2 separate regions of the Homo sapiens genome follow, and region 2 is linked to region 1. A link is a loop called in an ENCODE intact Hi-C map of the cell type or tissue named here. Cell type or tissue: endothelial cell of umbilical vein. All regions are shown on one strand. Each heading gives the region's core, and the rest is flanking DNA. Links, peaks and the distances in the headings are about the cores only.

Evidence for each region. A loop is a pair of places that touch in the nucleus more often than their neighbours do. Peaks named below come from ENCODE experiments on the same cell type or tissue, not always from the same donor. Only the 100,000 strongest peaks of a DNase experiment are listed, where the experiment ranks them.
Region 2: a loop joins it to region 1, with 4 times the contacts of the local background. A loop is called at or near these places in 1 of 110 quality-filtered maps.

Annotation. Positions count from the first base shown.
Region 1 is chr2:186,843,964-186,853,870 of GRCh38, forward strand. ZSWIM2 (zinc finger SWIM-type containing 2) reads right to left here and starts at 5,207. Exons shown (of 9, transcript NM_182521.3): 1 at 5,003-5,207; 2 at 3,756-3,832; 3 at 754-794. The coding sequence starts at 5,167. In endothelial cell of umbilical vein, for the core only: no CTCF peak of the experiment used is centred there; a DNase peak (open chromatin) is centred at 5,308; H3K4me3 peaks cover 890 bases.
Region 2 is chr2:186,499,544-186,509,450 of GRCh38, forward strand. ZC3H15 (zinc finger CCCH-type containing 15) reads left to right here. Exons shown (of 10, transcript NM_018471.3): 3 at 639-750; 4 at 1,730-1,882; 5 at 2,953-3,044; 6 at 4,489-4,671; 7 at 5,908-6,054; 8 at 6,197-6,298; 9 at 7,170-7,293; 10 at 9,000-9,818. The coding sequence ends at 9,190. Among named protein-coding and RNA genes, the nearest start is that of ZC3H15, 18 kb to the left of the region's middle. In endothelial cell of umbilical vein, for the core only: a CTCF peak has its summit at 4,706; a DNase peak (open chromatin) is centred at 4,758.

The DNA of each region.
Region 1 (9,907 bases), core at 1,246-9,245:
ATTCTTTTTGAATAGAAAAAATTTAAAACTAATTATCACTTTAATTATTCATGAATATCAGAAACATTTATTAATACTTTTAAAAATGCAGTTGTTAGATGGGTCTAGTATTGGTCAAACAATTCCTTAACTGCAGTTAACCCTTTGACAATGACAGTATCTTTATTATAAGATGTACAAATTTAAGTGACCTGTATTGCAATTATTTTTCTTTCTCTCTTATTTTTGAGAACTCTGGAATTTAAACTTATATAAATATATAACTGACTCCAAACTCAATTTAAGTACTCACTTAAAAACTACATTTTACTCTGCTTTTGTTTAGCAAAACAATTTCATTCAGCAAACATTTTTGAATAAAATAATGTGCCATGCCAACAGTCTATTTCTGGGATCTAAAAAAATCACATTTGCTATTTTTCTCACAATTAAAATAATTTTAGACACAGAAACCACTGTAACCTTTTCTTAGAATACATAAATGTTTTCCTACTTAATAACTGGCCATTGTTTCATACCTGTTTTTATTAAGTGCCTATGAGTTTGAAAATGACATATAAAGTTACATTTTTTTAAAGATGAAAAATGTTCCAAGTGTCTTAAGTTTAAGAAGCTGAGCTACTGATAGTTACGATTCCCTAGAAAAGTAACCATCTAAATTTAGAAAATGTTAAATAAAACATTCTTATATTTGTTAACTTCAAAGTAGTAAAATAAAAAAAAAACACAAAAAACCCAAACCCCAAAACTTACATTCATGGTTCCTTGGAAGCTTGAATTTTTTCAACAAGACCCTAACATTCACAAGTAGAAAAAAAATCAAGACATTTATTTTTGGCATAAACTCAAAAGACATTTAAAAATATTTAGAATAGAAATTGAATTATAAGATTTATATTATGGAAAGTGTTATGAATAAACTTAAAAATCATCAATTTTCTGTTATAATAGTTGTTAAACTTATGTTTTAAAATAAGCATATGTGAAAAAAGTATGATTAATGAAAACAAATGACATTTGGTGTGAAGAGATTTGTCAGAGAGAGTCCATGTATTTCTTACGACATACAGTTATTCAAAGGGAAAGGATAATGAGGGGATTTAGGTTTTTATGGTACTGCCTTTAAACTTCTCTGGAAAGGCAGTAATTTTCTGGATAGTGTACCAAATGGCTGTTTTCCTACATATACCTCTCTAACGCATGATATAAAAAAATTTTTTTTAAATTTTACCAATAAAATGGAATGCGACTTTTTAAAAAATGTGGGAAATGCCTATTAAATTATTATTCAAAGATACTAAATATACTTTAGTATATGAAGCACTTTGATTATATTTCCATTTACTTAATGGTTACAATATTGTACAACATGAGTTATATAATAATCAAAAGAGAATACCCTTCCCCTGACATAAAATGAAAATGGAAAAAAAACTATTTTAAATATAATCATAATACCAAATTGTAAGTTGTGAAAGGACCATATTTTATCTTTATGTCAACTAGAGTAAATAACTTGTGTTACTAGATGCTTAATAAAAAGTGATCGAAATAAAAGAGCAGAAAACTTAGTAAAAACATTAGAAATAATTATATAACTTTTTTACTTCTAAAGAAAAGCACTAGAAATGGGAAAGTAAGTCATAATCTTTTCTTAATTTCTTATTTTTTCATGTTAACTATCAAATAAATTAAAATAATATTAATAATTTGTTAGTATGAGTATAGGTAGGCAAAACAAAATGAGTTGATTTGTATTTAAGCTTAAGGAACTTTTTTTTCATTTCTAAAGGTCAATTACCCTACAAATAGATTCTCACACTAGAGGAAAAATTTCAGATTTAATAGACATAATCTTCAATAGAGTTCTACTTCTATCTTGAAAGATTTATAGTTAAAGTCAACAAAATTATACACTGGGGAAATAACATCCTATTCAATAAATAGTGCTGGGAAAATTGCAGCCATATGCAGAAGAATAAAAGTGGACTCATAACTTTCACCATATACAAAAATTAACTCAAGATGGATTAAAGACCTAAATGTGAGACCTTAAACTACAAAAACTCTTGAAGAAAAACTAGGAAACTCTTCTGGACATTGGCCTGGGCAAAGAATTTATGATCAAGTCTTCATAAGAAAATGCAACAAAAAGAAAAATAGTTTAATAGACTTAATTAAACTATAAAGCTTCTGCACAGCAAATGAAACAATCAACAGAGTGAACAGACAACCTAAAGAATGTTAAGAAATATTTGCAAACTACGTATTTGACAAAGAGCTAACATCCTGAATCTATAAGGAACTGAAACAACTCAACAGGAAAAAACCTAATAACCTCATTAAAAAGTGGGCAAAGGACATGAACAGACATTTTTCAAAATAAGATATACAAGTGGCCAACAAACATAATAAAATGCTCAACATCACTAATCATCAGAGAAGTGGAAATTATAACCACAATGAGATATCATCTTATACATGTCATAATGACTATTATTAAAAGGTCAAAAAACAACAAATGTCGATAAGGACCTGGAGAAAGGGGAATGCTTATATACTATTGCTAGGAATGTAAATTAGTTCAACCTTTATGAAAAACAGTACGGCGATTTCTCAAAAAACTAAAAATAGAACTACCATGACCCAGCAATCCTATTCCTGGGTATATGGCTACTGGGCAAGAAATCATTATATCAAAAGATAGCTGAACTCATATGTTTATCACAGCACTATTCACAACAGCAAAGATACGGAATCAACCTAAGTATCCATAATGGTGGGCATAAAAATATACCACATTAATAAAATGTGTGTATAAACATATATATATACACACACACACACATATATATATATATATAATGTAATAGAACTCAGCCATAAAAATTAATGAACTCATGTCTTTTGTAGCAGCATGGATGGAACTGGAGGCCAATATCCTAAGTTAAATAATTCGGAAATAGAAAGTCAAATACTGCATGTTCTCAGTTGTAAGTGAAAGCTAAACAATGGGTCACATGGACATATAGAGTGAAATAAGACATCAGAGACTACAAAAACTGGGAGGGTGGGAAGGGAGTAAGGCTGAAAAATCACTTATTGGGTACAATGTTCACTATTGGGGTGATTAGTACACTATAAGTCCAGACTTCACCACTATGCAATATATGCATGTAAGAAACCTGAACTTTTTATAAAAAATAAATAACCTGAACTATTTATAAAAATACATGAAAATTTAAAGTGATTCATAGTCAAATGTTAACTGAAAAGGAAAATATTTTGAAACTTGACTGCCATAGGCCAATACGGAAAAGGTGAACACTTTCAACCTATGTATACATGTAGAAAATGGAACATTTGATATTCAAGAAAACGTGATTTTGGAAACACAATTTGTGGAAGCACAGCAATATCTCAAATGAACCATATAATTATCAGCAGTGATGGGATCAGGATTTTTCCCCCGTTTTATAGTTAGATTTCACATTTGTACATGAGAATCTAAAATTGATTTTTTCTATTTAAAAGCATTAACATTATAAAATGGTTCTCAATTTAAATGTTATTCAATTTTCAGAATAAAATGAAATACTGAAAAATTTATTGGTAAGCTATGACCATTTTAACTTTATATTCCCCAAACACCAAATTTCTTTAATTTTGTTGTTATTGAAACCATGACAAAGGCAAAATATTTAACACACCAAGATGTTCCTTCATGGAAGATCTTCATTTGAAAAGTCACTTACCAGCAGATATGCTTACAAAGTTCCCCTCCTTTCGGAAATGTGGAACAGTTACAAACGTGAGGATTTCCTAGAAAAACCTTTAAAGGAAAAATGCATACTTAAAAAGACCAGTAAAATTTGAGAGTTAGAGCAAAACTGAGTTAATAAAAGAGATTTGAAGAGGTAATTTAGTTTAGGTGATTCAAAAAGGTTGAATAGATTCTACTGGAGAATCTTAATTCTTGATACTAGTCTCTAGGCTTCATTATTTATCTTTGTTAGCAAATTAACAAATTAGGATGGTTTTAAAGTGACCTGCCCTTAGGCAGGTGAAAATAAATCTAATTCCCAAAGTCAGAGAAGAAAAAAAGCAAATATCAACCCATAAATTCCTCACAGTAAGGAAATTCTACTTTGGGGTGGAGCTAAGCACCTTTTGTAAGGTAGCTCATTTTGGATTTTTGTTTGGTGCATTTGAGTCGGTGAATTTATTTAATTTTATTCAAGAGGACAAAATTTATTCACCAAGACTAGTTTGGCTAAAACTATTAAATACAGTAAGTATTGAAGCAACAAAGTAAAAAAAGATGCTTTAAATAAGCACAGACTAGTAAATTGCATTCAATTCTTAAACTTCACGGCACTAACGTAAAATTTTGTAAGTCAACTCCTAGGAGGTAGTGCAGTGGCTAATTTTTGAGTGGTTAAGGATGGGATATGCAATTATGAAATATCTGTGGTCTTTCAGTAAACTTGAATTTTTATTCATTAATATCTTTCCAAGGTATTGCCATTTAAACCATCCTTTAATAGGGCCTTCATACAGTTTCAGAGTGAGCAAAGAGTAAAGGGAAACCTATTTATTTATTTAGAAAATATTTACAGTATGCTAGCAGATTGTAGAATTTTCATTTCGTTTGATTTACAGGACTAAGGACCACTAACAACAGATCCAAGAACACATGTAATGCCAACCAGGTATTCATACGCCTCTGACATTTTCAAGCCTAAAGATCAAGAGCCATCATCTTTTACAAGAGTTGCAGTTTGGTCTTAACCTCCAAAAAAGAAACTTCTAATAAATACTATTTCCTTCTGTAATTTCACGTATTTTAGAGTCTGGAACACTCGTGGGAAGGCGCTTTCGGGGGTGAGGCAGCAAGTATCCGCAGAGATTGTGATGGTGGCTACGCACATTGGGTATGCCAGTGGGGGAACCTGGTGGGCGGGGATGATGGCCAACTGGGGGCGGTAGGGGCGGTAGTTACTCGGAAATCCATGTATTCCGGCTCCTCCTCCCTCAGCAGGAAGCCAGTGGGGCCCATCTCTCGTAGGAGGTAGATGCTGCTACTCAGCGCCTGGTCTTGGTGCCAGCTGAGCCTCTCGCTCAAGTGTCTTCGCCTTTCAGAGGCCTTATAGCCTCGGCGAAGCATGCTGGGTGCGGGCGGAGGCGGCCCCTCTGCTCGGCTCACTGAGGCGCCAGCCGGTCTCCAAGACGACGGCGTGCAGGCTGGTTGCCTTGGTGACGGTGGTTGGGCTCGGGGTGTCCCGGTGTGCCCTGCGCCGAAGAAGAGCGGGCGACAAAGGTGCGGGATGGCATGGATTCTGCAACTCTCCCCAGCCTCCACTGCGTTTCGAAGCGACGCCCTTGACTGAGGAGTGTTTTTAATAATCATCTGGCCGACTTGGAAGCTGGAGGCCGAAGGCATAGCTGTCAATTTTCTTGCGTTCCTTCTGCTTCCTCGGGGCAGAGATGGTGAAATCTACTTGTTAGGACAGTTGCAAACCCGATTGCAGTCTGGGCTCTGGATGCTGAAATTATCCTGTGATGATTCATCATCTTTAACAGAAAGCCGAGGTTACAGAGCCCAGAGTGATTTTTGACGTTCCACAATATTCCACGAACATTTTCTGATTGCTCACTATATGCATAGATTGACTGAGTCTCTGGGGGAAAGATGTAGAAGACAGGAGTTCTAAACCCTAGGAAGTGCATCACCGGTAGTGGCGCCGGCTGTAGTCCCAGCTACTTGGGAGGAAACCAGATCCTTAAGTCATTTCTCTCTGCCTCTCTCTCTCTCTCTCTCTCTCTCTCTCTCTCTCTCTGTGTGTGTGTGTGTGTGTGTGTGTGTTGGAGGGGAAATGGTCTTCCAAGTGAGGGAACATTTTTTAATTGCATGTTTGGGTAGGGGTGGGTGTTGGGGATGGTACAGCCAGAATGGTGGATGGTGGTACGTCCTGAATGGTGGCACAGAATCCATTGACTATGGGTACATGAAACTTACAAATCTGTATACTAAGGAATAAGAGTTTCAAGGTATGCAATGTTTGTACCTCCAATAATTTAAATTGTCTCTGAGGTTTGTTTACCACATTTTAGGGGGAAAACTGTAATAAAGTATGGGTCAACATTTTGAGTCATAATTACTGAAAAAAGAAGCCACATTACTAGAATCTCTATAGGAAATTAAAAGCAGGAGATAGCACTACTTGGAGGTCCAGTAACCTTTGCCTTGGTGGCCAAAGATAGAGCATATTTGTCCTATTTTATCATGGGCAGAAATCATAACTAGATTATGTCAACAGCAGGAGAGTTCTCAGAAAATGGCAAGGGCAAAAGATGAAAGAAGATGATGGTAATGGCAGCTTTCACAGGTGAGACACCTGGATAAACATCATCCAACCCTTAAAGTCTTAGGTCTAAGGTCTAAGGTTTTAATTTACTAAATTTTATTTTTATTCTCCTATTCTGACTAATAACAACTCACATTCATACTACCATACTCCCAACTTTAGAATCAATTTAATGGTACTAGATGTTAAAGAAATACATTATAACATTAGAAAAAAACTCACATATCAAGAGCAAAAGAAATTATAAATTGGATTAAATTATTTTACATATTGATATGTATAATTTTAAAAACTCAATAAATTAATGACTCCATATTTGCTATATAATATGATGAGTTGGGCTTCAGAGTGAGGACATTTTATTCAACCATCAATTTTTTTTCTCTCTCTCTTTATATACATGTGTGTACATATAAAATAAAGTTATAAAATTTTTAAAAGCAAACAGCAAAAATTGTTAAAGCTGTTGTGTTTTAGTTATAGCTAGTGATACTTGTTTACTTGCTCCATGTATAAGTGATAAACATTTTCAAAGGGTCGCATGTTTAAGACACAATAGTCATTATATCAATGGAATATAGGTTCATAAATTCCATTTTGGGGGATGGTAAAAATAATGGTGTTTATGCTTTCATAGAAGTTAAAAAGTGAAAGCACAGATTGCTAGACAGAACTTCATTCTATTTGTAAGATATTTGTTTTGATATCTGTCAGTTATGACTTTAAAAACATTTTTATAGTCAGGTGACTATCCCATATGTTTGCTTCATCTCTTAAGAGTGTGTGATAGGGGTAATATTTTGAAAATATTAAATTGGAGAATTAAATATCCTCCTTCAGGTATATTTTGTGGCATATTTCCCCATGTGAGAGGGAGGTGATTACTGCAAAAAACAAAGCTGTGGGCTGGGTGCGGTGGCTCATGCCTGTAATCCCAGCATTTTGGGAGGTCAAGGCTGGGGGAATTGCTTGAGCTCAGGAGTTTGAGACCAGTCTGGGCCACATGGCAAAACCCTGTCTCTACAAAAAATACAAAAATTAGCTGGGCGTAGTGATGCGTGGCTGTAGTCCCAGCTACTTGGGAGGCTGAGGTGTGAGGATCACTTGAGCCTGAGAGGTGGAGGTTGCAGTGAGCAGAGATTGTGCTGCTGCACTCCAGCCTGTGTGACAGAGTAAGACCCTGTCTCAAAAAAAAAAAAAAAAAAAAAAAGATGCTTGAGTTTCATGGATCAATAAACCTGAGTTTCTTGGATTAATTTTTAGCCTCTTTAGCAATACAATTGTCATGAAAGACAGGTATTAAAAAGTTATGATGGCTCCCGTTAAGACAGAAAAAACTGAACCTAGAGTATTAGACCTTGGAATTATATGGAAAAGAATGCTCTAGGAAGTAGGAAGAAGAGTGATGGAAGTCACTAGAAGAAGTCAGCTTGCCAGTCTCCAAATGGGCATGTGTGAGTTGGGTTGAGGGCGGAATATATGGAGTGATGGATTGAAACATTGAGATGAGTTTAAGATGACTGAATACCTGGAGCAGGTGTGTGTGTATAGCATACTTCTGTAATGGTGTTAGAGAGTTGCAGGCTACTAGGAAACTTCAGCTTTTTGCCATGTCTAACACATGGCAAGCAATATTCAGAGGTGCCTGTGGAAGACAGGTAAATGATCTGGTTCTCAAGGATTAAAAACATGAAATGGATACAAGAGTTTGTGTTTATTTCTAGAGATCAGGCACAAAAGAAAGGCAGAATACTGGTATCTGACAAAGAAGATACAGAATTAATTGACTTCAAGACTGGAAGCAAATAGAACTAAGGATTCCAGAGGGAGGCACCAGCACAACCACCTTAAAAAAAGTCAAAACTCGCAACTCATTGTTCACTAACAAGGAACAATTCAGACTGCCCATATTGCAGAAGTGACCAGCAAGAGTCTAGGGGACACTGTGTAAATTTAAGGTCATCAGCTTTTGTTATCAGACACGTGTTTACAGAGCTTTTATTTCCTCATACACTCATGTATCTTTTTGAGATGAAATAGGGAATGAGTGGAAATCTAAAATTCTAGGCATTTTATCCTTAATAGTGATTATGATGGTCTTAACATTCCACTTAGCTTGACTAAACTTTAGACAGATTTTTTCCTGACTGTAGATTCTTGACCTCCCTTTTCTTAGAGTATTTACTTCGGAAAACTTGGAATTATAAATTCTTTCTCTACCCCTTTAAGATGTAAATATTCTTGCAGCCTCTTGTAGATGTGACAACTAGTCATGTCTTTCTCAAGGACCTGGGAGGCATTCTTTGAAATAGAATCAACAATAAAAATAGTGCTCTCGTATCCTAGTCTTTGCAGCAGCATAGAAGCCTAATTTAGATAAGTGCCAATTAGCAAATACAGGTGGCTTAGTCACATTGGCCAACCTTCACCCTAAAGTCCTCCAGTACTTTTCCACTAGTTTACCTCCAGGTGCAGGAAACCACCATGGCACGTGTGAATCTATGTAACAAAACTACACGTTCTGCACATGTACTCCAGAACGTAAAGTATAATAATAATAAAAAATATAAAAACTGCCACCTTTTGTTTCAGTAGTCATGTTTAATCTCACTCCCATATTGCAGTAGACTTTAATAAAGTCTTCCTTGCTTGTTTAACTCCATCCAATGCAGTTTTTCTTTGACAGTGAACACCATTTATCTAAAAGACTATTTGGTAATTAAGTCAGGCTAAATTATATTTTGCTGAGTTTTTTTCTTGTGAACAAAGAAAGTGAAGTCTATCAAAAGCAACTGGACCATTTATAGAGAAAATATTTTAAACTTTTTGCACATAAAAGTGTAATATGAATAAATATATAACCCACTATGAGTGTGACTGGGACTTTAAGATGCCAGAATAAGTAGATAATGTTAGTTTCTCCCCCATTGACTAGCCTAAAAAAAGTCAGGTTTCAACCTCTGACAATGAAGAGAACTAAAGAGGGCTGAGGTAGGCAGAATTTTCAGAATGACCCCAGTGACCCCAATGACCCTTACCCTTGTATAATTTCTTCCTCTGTGAATATGTAGTGTTATGTGACAAAAGAGATTTTGCAGGTATAATTGTGGTTACTAATCATTTGATTTTGAGTTAATTAAAAGGGAGATAACTATGGTTGGCCTCATCTTATCTCATAAACTCTTTAAAGGCAGTTTTCTCTGGCTGGTGACAGAAGGAGAAGTCAGAATGGAAGCAATTTTTTTTTTTTTTTGGCCAGCTTTGAAGATGGAAGGGGCCATGTGACAAGGAATTCTGTGGCCTCTGGAAGAAGAAAGTGGCCTCTGGCTGACCACCAGCAAGGAAATGGAGTCCTTAGACCTTGAGCAGCAAAGGACTGGATTTTTGGCAGCAACTTGAATGGGCTTGAAAGCAGATTCTTCTGCAGAGCTTCCAGAGAAGAGCACAGTCTGGATAACACATTGATTTCAACCTTGTGAGACAGTGAGCAGAGAGCCTAGCTGAGACTGCCTGTACTTCTGACCTATATATCTGTAAAC
Region 2 (9,907 bases), core at 876-8,875, 340 kb before region 1:
TCATCCTGCTAGATTCTGAGCTTCTTTAAATAAGCATCTTTGTCTTTTCATTGTATTCTCTGTCATCTAACATAGGACCTGACGTATAAATGTTTGGATGAATCCTCTAATCATATTAGGTATGTAAATCGTGTGCCTGGAACTATGTTATATGTCATGTTTTGTTTTGAATTGTTTTGTTTAATATCCTACATTGACCTAACCCAGTGTTTTTCCATGAGGGCACTATATAGGTTTTTGGGGTGGTATAATTCATTATCATGTGGGACTGTACATTTCAGGATGTTTGCTTGTCTCATCTTCAAAATGAACCTGTACGTTTCTGGGGAGTGGGTTGTTTTCACAGAAGAATATTGCAGGTGAAAACTATTTGCTAAAAATGCTGAGCATGTAGTAAGTGCTTAATAAATGCTTGTTGCTGTAAGCTTTTGCTTTTAACTAGGCATGGTACCATCATTACAATTTTGTTTAATAGTTTAACCACAACATTGAATAGACTCTGTAAGGCCATTATAACACTGATGTTAAAAGGTAAGGACTGTAAATATGCAAGTGTCTTGTTATGGTAATGCTAACTTTGTAGTAAAAACAATTTTGTAAACAATCAAATTTACATTTTAAACCTGGGAATATTATAGGTAGCACAGAGTGAAGCTGAAAAGAAATTGAAGAAGGATGACAAGAAGAAAGAATTGCAGGAGCTAAATGAGCTGTTCAAACCTGTAGTTGCTGCTCAAAAAATAAGTAAAGGTAAACTTAAAATTTCAGAAGTGTGATTTTTTATCAAATGTAGTTTATGCTAAAAACTATTTATTTTGATGTTTATTTTCTTTAGATAATGAGACAGTTATGTCTGAATGAAAATGTTACTCCATCAAAATTACCTATGTCAGTGGGTTGCTTATGATTCCTCTGTATATGTTCACATCTGTGTCATTGTACAGCTGAACTGCAGCCATGCACCCCACACTTAAGGCAAAATTAGTAATTTAATAGACTGCTAATTGATTTATAACATTCAGTCTTTGGTAGTAGGTAAGCAAAGCCATAGTTGAATAAACTGTACGTCCCAAGTTTTTGGCACTGTTCTGTCATGTATGTTCATTTCTTTTTTGCCTTTTTTTGTTTTTGTTTTTGTTTTTGTTTTTTTGAGATGGATTGTTGCTCTGTCACCAGGCTGGAGTGCAGTGGCACCATCTCAGCTCACTGCAACCTCCGACTGTCTGGTTCAAGCCATTGTCCTGCCTCAGCCTCCCAGGTAGCTGGGATTACAGGCACGCACTACCACGCCCAGCTAGTTTTTGTATTTTTAATAGAGACGGGATTTCATCATGTTGGCCAGGATGGGCTCGATCTCCTGACCTCGTTATCTGTCTGCCTCGGCCTCCCAGAGTGCTGGAATTACAGGTGTGAGCCACCATGCCTGGCCTCCTTTTTGCCTCTTGCCCTATTGACATCAACTAGACAAAGCCTGTGAAATAGCCTATGTTCTTGTTTGGTTTCCCACTCTCTGCCACCTTTCATAGTCAGAATAAAAGAAACAAAAGTAGACATAAATGCTACAAAAAGAACTTTAAAGAAATGTCTTGCTAATCACCCATAAGTGCCGTTTTCCTCTCACATCAGTGAATGGAAAATAAGTTAACCAAAATTCATCATATTTCAGGTAGAATCTATACTTTACAGCCTGGCAGATTATAATACAAATACCATATGCCATTTGACATAGGTGCAGATCCCAAGTCTGTAGTATGTGCATTCTTCAAGCAAGGACAGTGTACTAAAGGAGATAAGTGTAAGTTCTCCCATGACTTGACTCTGGAGAGAAAATGTGAAAAGCGAAGTGTTTACATTGATGCAAGAGATGAAGAACTTGAAAAAGGTAATTTTTTTAAAAACACTCTCTTAAAAATAAATGTTGAATACTTTCGGTTTGCTACTAAGATATTTATTAAATTGAAGAACATTTCAATCTTAATAGACTGTTTATAAAAAATAATTAATTGGGTTTATTATTTTTTATAAAATCTGAAAATTACCATAATATGCCCTTTAAGTAAATGAAGATACTTTAAAAAACAGTGATTTATTTTGGAATTGTCTGTCACCCTTTCCTTCAGTACTACCTGCTCATTTATCCAAAGTACTTAGGAAGCTTTGGTGAATAATTTTCTTTTTTTTTTTTGAGACGGAGTCTTGGCTCTGTCGCCCAGACTGGAGTGCAGTGGCACGATCTCAGCTCACTGCAGTCTCCATCTCCCAGGTTCAAGCAATTCTCCTGCCTCAGCCTCCCAAGTAGCTGGGTCTACAGGGTCGTGCCGCCACGCCCAGCTCATTTTTGTATTTTTAGTAGAGATGGGGTTTCACCATGTTGGCCAGGATGGTCTTGATCTCCTGACTTCGTGATCTGCCCACGCTGGCCTCTCAAAGTGCTGGGATTACAGGCATGAGCCACTGCTCCGGCCTTGGTGAATAATCTTAAAACTATTTATTTCTGCCTTTGGTGTTTTAAGAAAACCGTGAGGCCAGGAGCAGTGGCTCATGCCTATAATCCCAGCACTTTGGGAGGCCAAGGCAGGAAGAATCACTTGAGCCCAAGAGTTCAAGACCAGCATAGGCAACATAATGAGACCCCATCTCTACAAAAAAATAGAAAAATTAGCCAGGCATTGTGTTGCATACCTGTAGACCCAGCTGCTTGGGAGGCTAAGGCAGGAGGAATTGATCGAGCTCAGTCAATCAAGGCTGATTGAGGGAGGTTAGGGCTTCAGTAGGCCGTGATCATGCTATCACACTCCATCCTGAGCAACAGTGAGACCCCGTCTCAACAAAAAGAAAAAGAAAAATGTGTTAAGCCATGAGTCTTATAACACAGCATTAGTGTCTAAGGAGATATGTGTTGTGGGAGTAGTAGATAAGATTACAGTATTTAATCTTCATTTCTTTATTTAGATACTATGGATAATTGGGATGAGAAAAAGCTGGAAGAAGTAGTGAACAAGAAGCACGGTGAGGCGGAAAAGAAAAAACCAAAAACTCAAATAGTATGTCCTTTTCTTGAATTGAGTTGCTGTGATATTTATCATTAGGGAGAATTATGTGGCAAGGTATTTGCTGCTATTTTCTATTAGATTATTCTGTAAGTTACTGGAAAATTTGATTTCATCAAGATAAGGTACACGAAGCTTTATTTTTGGAATTTACAAGTTAGATTTTATAGATTCTTGTTCAGAAATAGCTGAACAAGAATAAAACTATGTTACTGAAGTCCTTTAAATGCCATTTTCTGAGGTGAACGTTCTCAAATATGGATAAACAAAATTACATATCCAGACAAAAATCCCTATTTTTTTGCACAGAGTGGAAGGAGGCCTGTTAAACTAACCCACTTAATAATGTATTTAGTTTTAATAGGGATAGATTTTTAAATTTTAAGGTTTAAAATATTTCTACATATGAATTCCAAAATGAATTTTTGGTAGGTAGTGGCTCTAATTCCAGGAAATGTACCTTTAAAAATTGGTTCTTGATGTCTCAAACTTTGCATTTATGTCTATATTTATAGTGAAGTTACAGTAAAAAGTCTTGCTGTGCTAGAATAATTCTAAATACTACATTCATACACATCTGTTATGTTTGTTTTTGGGGGCGGATACTGTTTGTTAATTTTCTCTTACTTGCAAAGCTTAATACTTGAGGCTTAAATACAATTGTATCTTCTATCCATGTTGTGAAGGGTCACTCTCTTTGTGTTCCTTTTGTACCTTGCTCCTGTATACTGCTTGTGATTCATTTTTATTTAGGAAAGATCAAACCAAAGAAAATCATTTATTCTATTTATTTTATTTTTGAGGCGGAGTTTTGCTCTTGTTGCCCAAGCTGGAGTGCAGTGGCGCAATCTTAGCTCACTGCAACCTCTGCTTTCCGGGTTCAAGAGATTCTCCTGCGTCAGCCTCCCAAGTAGCTGGGGTTACAGGCATGTGCCACCACGGCCAGCTAATTTTTTGTATTTTTAGTAGAAGTGGAGGTTCACCATGTTAGCCAGGCTGGTCTTGAACTCCTGACCTCAGCAGGTGATCCGCCCGCCTCGGCCTCCCAAAGTGCTGGGATTATAGGTGTAAGCCACAACGCCTGGCCTGATTTTATTTTTTATAGCTAATTGTATATTCTGATTCGGGGGCGTACATTTACAAAGGGTAACTGAAACAAGTAAGTCATTTTCGTATGATTTAGAATTTAGAACAAATGAAAACTGTATAGATTCCCCTTTAAGGGAATTTGCCATTGTTCTACATATTTTAAGATAAACTTCTGTTGCATTTCTGCACAGAATAGAGGCTAGACAGAGCACCCTTATGTGCAGAAATGAATAGAATGTACTTGTGTAATATAACGTACTTGTGTGTATACTTGTTCCATATACTCAGGCATTTACCTTGGAAATGGCCTACACTGAGCCACCGCTTGTGAATAATATTGTCTCTATAGGTGTGCAAGCATTTCCTGGAAGCTATTGAAAACAACAAGTATGGCTGGTTTTGGGTATGCCCTGGAGGGGGTGATATTTGCATGTATCGTCATGCACTTCCTCCTGGATTTGTGTTGAAAAAAGATAAAAAGAAAGAAGAGAAAGAAGATGAAATTTCATTAGAAGATCTAATTGAGAGAGAGGTAACTGGTATCCTTTTCCTACCATAAAAACTGAAAGCAGTATTTATTGTGAAATTCTAATACTTACCACTTGGGGCAATAGCCTTTTATGAAAGGAAAAAAAAAATATTGTGATCTATTCCCAAAGTTGCCCTACTTTAATTATTCTTGTATGTGTAAAATGTTAACCTAGCCATAAACATTAGCCAATCATGACATTAATTTTAGGATTGTGAAACAGTCTTTTAAGTACTAGCTAATGGCTTATCAAATTATTTCTGTAAGATTGAGTTACTAAAAATGCTTAGTTCTCAGATTGGTTGAATTTTTATAGTTTTAGATTTTTCGCCCTGATATCTTTTTTCACTAGTATATTAGTTATTAGCATATGTACGGAAGAAGACAACACTCTAGTTTTTAAATTATATGTTTTATCAGCTCTGGACTCAAAACACTCACTCTGCTTATAGAAGGGAATGAGTCTGAAGAGGATATTCAGCTACTTGTCTTTGGCTCCGTACAAAACACAGTTTTATTCTATGAAAATTTTGAGATTATTAGAAACATTAGATTTAGGGTTGCATATTAAAAACTATATCCATTTTGCCTTATTATTTAGTGTCTCACTCAGGATATAACACACTATAATAGAAAATGTAGACTTCAGAATCAGGTATATTTGAGATGGTTTGTATACTGGTTCTGACACTTGTTAGCTATTCATCTTTGGTAAATTCCCCATTACCCTTTGTTCACCTATTTGTGGGGATCAGTGCATAGTGTGTGTAAAGCATTTAATACCTGGCAAGTGTTCAGCAAATTTTTTGTTCTATATATTTATTATTTGATTATTGGCCCTGAGGAGTAGGTGTTTGTTTGTTTGTTTGTTTGTTTAGTTTTATTTCTCATCTTCTCAGGAACACAAATGAAACTTGGATATTGTTATGGTGCTTTTTATAATATATTTATTATTTTCAGCAATTGATTCATGTTAAAACAATTTCTTATGACAAGTTACTCATCTTCAATGGTGAGAAGAAATCTAGCTCAGAATAATATATTTTTAGTGTTTGTATCTCTGGATACTCATTTTGCTCATTGCCACGTAAAGTAAAAAAATACATAAATTAGCTTATTCCAATGTAATATCTTCAGGATAGTCATGGGCAAGGAATTAATCACATTAAGAGATAACTGCAACTAAGCACTATTTGAGGTGACTTCTGTGGAAAAAAAATTAATTCTTTACCATTGCAGCGTTCTGCCCTAGGTCCAAATGTTACCAAAATCACTCTAGAATCTTTTCTTGCCTGGAAGAAAAGGAAAAGACAAGAAAAGATTGATAAACTTGAACAAGATATGGAAAGAAGGAAAGCTGACTTCAAAGCAGGGAAAGCACTAGTGGTATGTCTCAGGCTCACCCAAACTGATTCTTTATTCTTCCATTTTCAATTTCTGTGTCATGCAAGATTTTGTTTCTATTTCATCAGTGACAAGGAATGTTTAGATTTTTGTCCTGAGTTGATATATTTGTGTGTCTCAATAGATCAGTGGTCGTGAAGTGTTTGAATTTCGTCCTGAACTGGTCAATGATGATGATGAGGAAGCAGATGATACCCGCTACACCCAGGGAACAGGTGGTGATGAGGTAAGAGGAAGCTTTGTGCCTCATCTCCTTATGTTAATTGAAAGAAACAATAGAAAATACCACAACATGGTTAAGAGCCACCAACATCAGAGCCACAGTGCCTGGGTTCAAATCCTTACTCCAACCATGGGAAATTAATCTAGGCCTCCACCCTCATCTAATATGGACATAATGATTATCTCTACATCATAGTTTGTGAGAATTAATCGAGTTCATGAATTAGTAGTTCTTTATACAGCTTAGGACAGTGCCTAGTATGTGGTTGAGTGCTATATGTATTACCTGTAAAAAGTATGTTTTGTCCTCCCTCTAAAAGAGAGAGTTATTTTTTGGTTAATATTTTATGCTTAAAAGTTATGGGACAAGTGCACTAATTTAAAACTGCAGTGTAGGGAGCATGAGACAATAGCACAGTCATTTGGTTGTTGACAGATTTAGTAATAACAGATAACTTACTGTTGATTTTTTGTGTACTTACAAAATTCTGGCCTCTGGGTTGAAAGAAAAAAATTGTACTCTATATATAAAAATGTGATGGCAGAGGAAGAAGTTTCATATACCACCTTGCTATTCTTTTTAAACGAAGTTTAGAAAAAATAATTTTGAAAATAGATCTTTTGTTTTTGTTTTTTATAGAGACAAGGTCTGGCTTTGTTGCTCAGGCTGGTCTCAAACTCCTAAGCCCAGGTGATCCTCCACCTCGACCTCCCAAAGTGTTGGGATTACAGGTGTGAGCCTCCACACCTGGCCAGTAATTGGTCTTTTGTTTTCACTTGGATCAGTGATAATTTTGGCTCATTAAGATAAATGTCAGGAGTAAAAGAAAACTGTTCTTATTTGTAACAACTTTCTTTTCTATATGTTGTTAAAGGTTGATGATTCAGTGAGTGTAAATGACATAGATTTAAGCCTGTACATCCCAAGAGATGTAGATGAAACAGGTATTACTGTAGCCAGTCTTGAAAGATTCAGCACATATACTTCAGATAAAGATGGTAAGTATGCTAACTTTTGCCTAATTTTAAGAACTAGGAAGTTATCTAAAGGGGGTTATACCAGGCTTGGCAAACTTAGATGTGTGCAGGTACCAGATTGGTAACATAAATGTGTGGTTTGACCATAAATAAAAGCAGTAATAAATAGTGAAAGGCTGTAGACATGAGCAGCTGGGTGTATATTAAAATCATTAATGGAAACTAGAAGGAGACAAAAATGAGCTTGGAGTTAAAGTCAATGAGTTCACTTCGGGACCTCATGAGTTTGAGATTTTTTGATTATCAAAAGTGCACTGTCTAGGATATTGTGTAGACATGAACACCCTACAGAACATCAGTGTTATGGGGTAAGTAAAAGAAGAAATGCTTAGGAAAGACATTGAGAAGGTCAGAGAAAAATCAAGAAACAAGTTTCCAAAGAAGCAAGTAGGATGAAAAAGAATATAAATAAGTTACTGGTTGTAATTGGTTATAGGAATAGGGTGCCAGTTTCATTGAGACTGCAATGATAACGGTGAGAAGAAAAATGAATACAGTCCTCTCTCTCTTAATGTTTAGAGGGAAGACATGGTCATGGGAAGGGCTTTTTAGGATATGGAAAACCTAAATGTATCTGTAGCTCAGAGGAAGAGGATCTGGTAAGGAGGAGAAGTTGATGATAAAAGATTAGTTATAGAAGCAATACATGAAAGTATAAATAATGAGTTAGGTATGAGAATGGAGGGAAGGCTGTCTAGGATTGTTGGTATAATTTATGTCTAATTGTGCCTTGAGTTAGGTACTTGAAGAAAGGGGTAAAAGTTTGGCATGCTTGCTCTGGGAGAAAACAGCAGAAGAAATGCCCATTAAGGCAAAAGCTGAGACAGAAAAGGCTGAACATTATTTTTACAATAAAAGCACACAAGCTGTAACTTGAAAAACCAGCTTGCCCTCCCAAGATCTGAGAGTGTTAGCAAACCACTATCTTGCCAGTATTCAGATTGACTTGCTCTTTGTAGAAGTAGGGGCTTTGGTGACAATAGGCACAACTGCAAATAATTCAGAGATTATAAAATTCCCAAGACTTTGTCATCAGAGATGTTTGAAATAACTAAAATCTAAATTAGGCTGTTAAAAAATGTCTGTGTAATTGTCAATGGCATTGAACAAGAAAAGGCAGCATTTTTTTTCTCTCAGTTATTTATAACCTATAAGAAAAAGTAGCTGTATAGCACTATGTTTTTTTTTAACAATTTGATTACATGATGAAGATTTTCTGCTGTCACAATCACAGCATTACAACAGCATGATTTAAATACTATTTGCAAAACCAAAAGCCAAGTAGCTGCTTATATTACAAACATTTTTTTGGTTTCCATAACCATTTAGTCAAATAAAATATTATATGGAAATTGACTATTTAAAATCTAATTGCTAGGTCATGTAGGGAACACAGAGGTGTAGAAGATTGATCCTGCCCTCAAATGTATAAACCATTAAGTAGTCAAATGGCTACAGTGAAAAACAGTATTTTATAGTAGGTATAGATAATTGGCACAGATAAGCTCAGAAAAGAATGATCAGTTCTTGCTGGAGTAATTCTGGGGAAATGGCTTTCATGGAGAAAAGGAAAAGAGGAAGTGTAGTATCAGTCTATGTTGTCTATTGCTAATGTGGAATGGTGTTTTCTGCTTCTACGCCTTACTGATTCCAGTTTTTATATTTAGAAAACAAATTAAGTGAAGCTTCTGGAGGTAGGGCTGAAAATGGTGAAAGAAGTGACTTGGAAGAGGACAACGAGAGGGAGGGAACGGAAAATGGAGCCATTGATGCTGTTCCTGTTGATGAAAATCTTTTCACTGGAGAGGATTTGGATGAACTAGAAGAAGAATTAAATACACTTGATTTAGAAGAATGACACCAAACACATCGCTGAAAAAATTAAGTCAGCTCAGCACGAGTTGAAATTGACTACATTAATTTCTTTCCACCTAGAATCAACAGGATGTTTATTTCCTATGCTGATTCTGGAGGAGTTAACCTCCTGCAAAAAAGGCATCTTGTCCCTACATCTTCTCTTCTGACTTTGGCTACATCTCATAGTAAGTTCAGAGTAGTTCATGATAAATTGAAAATATAATGGTCATTGCAGAAAATGATTGATGTTGTAACTGTCCACCCAAGTAAGAAGTGTATCTGCCTTTCCATCTTTTGGTTTTCATTTGGGCATGTGCTATTACCAGAAACAACAAACTTATATTTAAAATACCCTTCATTTGACACAGTTTTTAATGAGTGATTTAATTTCCTCTGTATTTGTATGTTTAGAAGACTGCCTAAAACATGAGCACTGTACTTCATAAAGGAAACTGCGTATGCAGATTCAGTATTGTGTATCTTTGGACAATTAGATGGACATTTAAAATGGAACTTCTTTTATCTGACAGGATCAGCTACAATGCCCTGTGTTAAATTGTTTAAAAGTTTCCCTTTTCTTTTTTGCCAATAAAGTTGTAAATAAAGACCATCATACATTAAAATCCAAATATGGGCCTTTTTTTAAGTTTTTCTATGAAAAATTTAACATTTCTAGCTTGAGAATTTTAAATACCTGTTATAATATCACATAGGCATG